Regions from separate parts of the Homo sapiens genome. Here region 1 is linked to region 2. A link is an interaction called in ENCODE POLR2A ChIA-PET data of the cell type or tissue named here. Cell type or tissue: IMR-90. All regions are shown on one strand. Each heading gives the region's core, and the rest is flanking DNA. Links, peaks and the distances in the headings are about the cores only.

Region 1 (2,921 bases), core at 306-2,805, 66 kb after region 2:
CAAAGTTCATCTTTTAAACGCTACTCCTTCAGAAAAACTTTTGTTAACCCCTAATCCAAATAAAGTCTCTATGTGATTCTCTCCTTAAGCACCTACTATGTTACAATCACTTGTCTCAGGGCCAAAGTACAGTCAGAAAAAAAGAGGATCTTGAAGCCTCTCACAATCTGGTGGCGGGAAAAAGGCATATTAACAAACTATTTCAATATGACATGTGGGCGACAAGCTAGAGGGTCTGTTTGAGAGGATGTGAGAACTCAGAGAAGGGTACTTAGTACCACCCTGGCTGGGCTGTCTTGGGGAGATACCACCAGAGCTGAACCTTGAAGAAATGTAGTCTTAAGGGGCAGATTTCCTAAAAGGAAAGCCTGAGATGGAGATTCTTGTACGATTTATCAATGGAGTGATCATAGAAGAGTCCTGTAGGTGACTGAAGAAAAGTTGAAAGGACAAATGAAAAACAAAGATGAGGAAGTGGCCAGTCGCAGTAGCTCATGCCTATAATCCCAGAACTTTGAGAGGCCACGGCAGGCTGATCGAGCTTGAGTACATGAGTTCAAGACCAGTCTGGGCAACATGGTGAAACTCCCCCTCTACAAAAAATTTAAACAATTAGCCAGGCCTGGTGGCGCATGCATGTATGCATGTAGCCCCAGCTACTCTGGATGTTAAGGTGGGAGGATTACTTAAGCTCAGGTGGTCAAGGCTGCAGTGAGCTGAGATTGTACCACTGCACTCCAGGCTGGGTGACAGAGTAAGACCCTGTCTCAAAACAAACAAAAAAACAAAATGTGGAACCACTGTATTCTAGTGTCAGCCTGATCTTACATGGAGCTCTGAGTGTGAGTAGTCCCACAGTTAAATGTCTCTCCTTGAAGAAGGCTAGGCCCTGGTAATTCCATTGCATTCAGTCAAGGGCTGCTGCCCGCCCCTGCAAAGATGCCTGGAGGGCATAACTTTCCAGGCATTTCCCCTCTGGGACCCTCCATAACTAAGGCTGATTCTCTGGAAAATAGTACAGCAATGAGCTATTAGCAACCAATATTCAAAGCAGCTGGCAGATGGGTGCACCAGGCCAGTCAAGAAGCCCAGTTGCATCTACTCAGGTGAGAAAGGTCATGTAAGCAGAAGGAACAGCCTGAGCAAAGGCTACCCAATTTCTGCTGGCTGTGTGTGGGTTGGGAGGTGGTAGAGGCATTCCTCTCTAGCTCATGTCGTATTGGGCCCTGAGAAGGGAGAGATGAGACAGAGCAATGGGCAGAAGCCAGAGAGATTCCTCTGCCATGCTATGAAGTCCAGATTCCATCCCATATTCATAATAATACCAACATGAATAATAATAGTGCAATATTTATTTCATGGTTAGTATGTGCTAATGTCTGAGGGCTTTCATTTGTTTTCTTTTTCACCCATGCAATATCACTGAGGCAAGTGGTATGATTCATTGCACTTTATAGATGAGGAAACTGAGGGTGAAAAAATAATGTAATTTGTCCAAGAGCATATGACTAACAGCTGGGACGAGAAGCCATTGTCTGTCTGAACGTATGCTCATCCCACAGTAATGCAAGTGGTTTTAAGCAAAGGAGTGATGCTGCTAGATTGATTTGCATTTTGAATATTGCATTGGGGCTGCCCATCCTCACCTTGCTAACTTCTCACTGACATACATTTCTGGGGGCTTCTTCCCTTGCATTTTTCAGCTGAAAACAAACAAACACAAAAAACTTGAATGCCCCTGACTCTGGCCATCTAAATCCCATTTCCGGCTGCTGAAGCCCCTCCAGCTGAGACCCCAACAACCATCCCTTTTGGTTCCCCCTCACCCCAACCAGGTTTCGTAAGCAAGTGCTCCTCCACGTCCCAGAAGAGCCTAGCTAGAGTCCCCACCCTTCCACTAACCAGCTGTCAGCCCCAACCCAGACAGATCTGACCCCTGGAATTTTTTTTTTTTTAGCACTGCCTGTCATGCGGCTTGTTCCTTGGCCTCTCCTACCCAAGGGCAAAGCAAAGGGGTTCCAGGGACCCCAAGTGAAGAAGACAGAACTCTGAAGGGATGGTCAGACAATACATCATGGACAGGGCTCTGATTGTCTGATGTCAGAAATTCTGCAGATGGAACTGCCTATGAGTACACTCTCAGGCTACAGTCAAAGCAGTTACTCCCAGGGCGGGCAGGCATAGGGAAGGAATGTGAGAGCTCTACAGAGGTAGATGGAAGCTGCTGTCCGTGTTCTATTTTTCATGCTGTGGTCTTATTTAAAATAAGTAAATTAGTACCTTAATAAAAAAAAATTAAAAGAGGCCTTGCCCATGGGCCAATAATGAAAGCATTTCATGGACCAAGTATTTGTATGAATCTAGTTTGCACTCCTAGGTCAGATATGCACATATCTCTACAAGGCAAAAATTACTACTTGATGAATGAGTCCCCACACGGAAAATGGCTCTTAAGTTATGACTGGAAGGGGACACAAGCAGGGGGGGATGGTTCCCTGCAGTGCTGATAGCATTCTTTTTCTACATCTGGGTGCTAGTTACTTGGATGTGCTCATTTTGTGAAAATTCAGGGAGGTATGATATGCTCTTTTTTCTTTATGCTTCAAAAAAGTAGCAAAGAACATTAAACATTTTTTAATTGCTCTACTTGATCTGGATCTGTATCTAAGAGCAGCAACCACTCCAGGACACAACTGGGAGGACCCCACAATACTGTCTTCCGGTGAATTCCTTCAAGGAATGGCTTATTAGCTTGTGCCATGCTGAGTCACACTGGAGCTAAAGAAAAAAAAAAAACAACAGTAAAACTGATCCTGGCTTTGGTTTAATGTGTGATATTTTGTTCATCATTGATCATTGATTGTCTACATTGACTGTGACTATTTTTTAAGGACGTTGTATTAAAATGTTATCTATCTTGA
Region 2 (2,921 bases), core at 185-2,684:
TCAGGCAGCTTTGTCTCATATTTTATTATGGTCATCAATTAGCTCTGTGAATATGAGCAGGTTACTATGAATTCAGTTTCTCATCTAAAGAATGAAGATAGTAGTACCTACCTCCTGGGTTCTTAGAAGGATAAATGAAACAATACATATAAATAATTTAACAGAGAATCTGGTACCTCATGACTTATCAATGGATGTTTAGCTGCTACTTACTATTAATATGATCATCATGGTAGCAGATGTCTTATCTCTTGTCAACCAAGACTCTTAGTCAATGGGTTAATTCAAAAATTCAGTTCAAGTGAGAAGTTAATAAAAAAGATATATTCAGATATCTACTACCTATATTGAGTAACTTACAGCAGACCAATGTTTATGCCAAGAAAAAAGCAGAAAAGCCGACTAAAATACAAAAATATGTCTATTTGAAGGCATCAGAGAGTTGCTAAAGCATCCAATACTTGAGAAGTCAAGATCCTGGAGAGAAGAGAACCACAGAGGTGAGCCATTTTCCTCTAGTGGCATTTTCAAAGAATCCAGACAGAGGACAACTGTTAAGAGCCAAGATGTCAGCAAAAACTGCAATGATCTTGGAGAGTTGGGGACATAAAAATTATAGTTCAGAGCTTTCAGGGCAGCCAGGAATTGAGGGACCAAGATTCTTGAGAGAAGAGAGGCATAGAGGACTGAGCCCAACCCTCTTTTTCCCTCAGAGCAGAAGGATAAGAGACCAAGCAGAAATGTGCTGAAAACTCTCACCTTGGAATTCCTTGTCTAGTGACTGTTTAGGGTTCCAATGCTGCAGCTGAATAAACAAGTTTTTTTGTTTGATTGTTTGTTTGTTTGTTTGCATTTAAAATTTATCTTTAAAAAGACTAAAGAGTAGAAAAGTGCCAGAGTTCACATTTTTAACCACTGGGCCAGAGAGGACCTGGACACTATGCTTTGATCTTGACTTCTTTACCACCTTTTGGCTTAACCATGTATTTTTAGGAACATCAAAGAATCCTAGAGTTTTTCCTGAAAATTTAGAAGAAATGGAGAAATTCCTTTAAAAAAGAAAAGAAAAGGAGAAAAGAGAAGAAGCAAAACTTTGAAAAACTGGCACAGGATTTTTAAAAAAAGAAAAAGTCCTCTAATTTAAAAATTGAATTTGTAATTAAATGCCTCCACAAAGAAATCTTCAGGTCCAGATGGCTTCCCAGGTGAAATCCTCTAAATATTTAAAGATGAAATAGCACTAAGCTTAAACAATTTCCTCTAAATAAAAGTAAAAAAAATACTGCAAACTTCCCAATTTATCTATAATGTCCAGCATTGCTTTGAAAACAAAGCCTGATGAGAACATAAGAATTGAAAATTATTAGTCATGTCTCTCATAAACCTATATGAAAACATTATAACCAAATATTATCTAACCATATATAAAAAGAATAATATATGACAACCAAGTTGGGTTTTTTCCAATAATGCAGAATTGCATTTTACATTCAAAATTAATCAATCAATATAATTCACCTCATTAATACAATATGGGAGCAAAATCATAAGATCAGTTCAGTAAGTTCAAAAGCATTTATAAAGCCAACATCCATTCATGATTTTTAAAAATAATAGCAAAGTAGGCCTAGAATAGAAGTTTTAAAATCTGTAAGAGTATATATATATATTTAAAAACTATAGAAAACATTAATATTTAATAATGGAATCTTGATAGCTTTTCATCTGAGATCAGAAATGAGACAAAAGTATCTACTAACAGTACTTTAGTCAAAATTGCACTGGTCATAACCAGTGTAATAAGAAAAGAAAAAATAAAAAGGTAGATAGATTGAAAAAGAGGAAAAAAAGAACATAGAAAAGCCAAAAGATTCTACAGACAAATAATTAAATTAAGAAGGGAAGCTGCCAGGCACGGTGGCTCACGCCTGTAATCTCAGCACTTTGGGAGGCTGAGGCGGGCAGATCACAAGGTCAGGAGTTCGAGACCAGCGTGTCCAAAACGGTGAAACCCCGTCTCTACTAAAAATACACAAATTAGCCGTGCGTAGTGGCTGCACCTGTAATCCCAGCTACTCAGGAGGCTGAGGCAGGAGAATCGCTTGAACCCAGGAAGTGGAGATTTCAGTGAGCTGAGATCACACAACTGCACTCCAGCCTGGGTGACAAAAAAAAAAAAAAAAAAAAAAAAGAAGGGAAGCTAACATCAATATATTTTTAAATAATATTTTAAATACACTGTCAATAAACAATTACAAGTGAAAAATGTAAAGCTACCTCAAAAAATAACATTAAAATGTCAATACTTAAAATGAAAACAAAATATAAATAAGACTTTTATCCTAAAAACTGAAAAGCATTCTTCGGATAAATTTTAAAACGCCTGAATAAGTGGAGGAATTTGCTATATTTTCATGGAGAAGAAGACTTGATCATTTAAAGGTGTCAGTTCTCCCAAAATTGATCTATAAATTCAACGAAATCTCAATAAAATTCCTAGTAGGTAGGGTGTGTGTATGTGTGTGTGTGTGCCAGAGAAAATTCACCTGTTTTAACATTTATATAAAAATGAGAAGTGCCAAGGATGCCCAAAATAATATTGAAGAACTTTAAAAACTGAGAATTTATACTACCAGATATTAAAACTTTTATAAAACTACAGTAATTAAAATAGTGTAGTATTGGTGAAAGGATAGACAAATAGACCTACAGAACTGAACAGAGTTCAGAAACAAAGATGAAAACGCCTGCAGTGAAGATGGGATGGTCTTTTCAATAAACGGGAGCAGTCAGTTGGATATGGAAAAAAAAACCTCATCTTAACCCCTCCCTACACTACACACAATAATCAATTCCAGGTGTATTTTATTATCTAAACATAAAACAATACAACTTTTAGAAGATAACATAGGAAAACATTC

The links. ChIA-PET counts read pairs that join two places held together with the same protein. Peaks named below come from ENCODE experiments on the same cell type or tissue, not always from the same donor. Only the 100,000 strongest peaks of a DNase experiment are listed, where the experiment ranks them.
Region 1: POLR2A ChIA-PET joins it to region 2 with 33 read pairs; 3 of 35 experiments call an interaction of 5 or more read pairs at or near these places.

The regions. Positions count from the first base shown.
Region 1 is chr12:105,461,591-105,464,511 of GRCh38, reverse strand. No RefSeq gene overlaps it. Among named protein-coding and RNA genes, the nearest start is that of C12orf75, 130 kb to the right of the region's middle. In IMR-90, for the core only: no CTCF peak of the experiment used is centred there; a DNase peak (open chromatin) is centred at 1,501; H3K27me3 peaks cover 68 bases.
Region 2 is chr12:105,527,580-105,530,500 of GRCh38, reverse strand. The region is part of intron 3 of LOC105369958 (a long non-coding RNA gene); the gene reads right to left. Among named protein-coding and RNA genes, the nearest start is that of CASC18, 180 kb to the left of the region's middle. In IMR-90, for the core only: no CTCF peak of the experiment used is centred there; no DNase peak of the experiment used is centred there.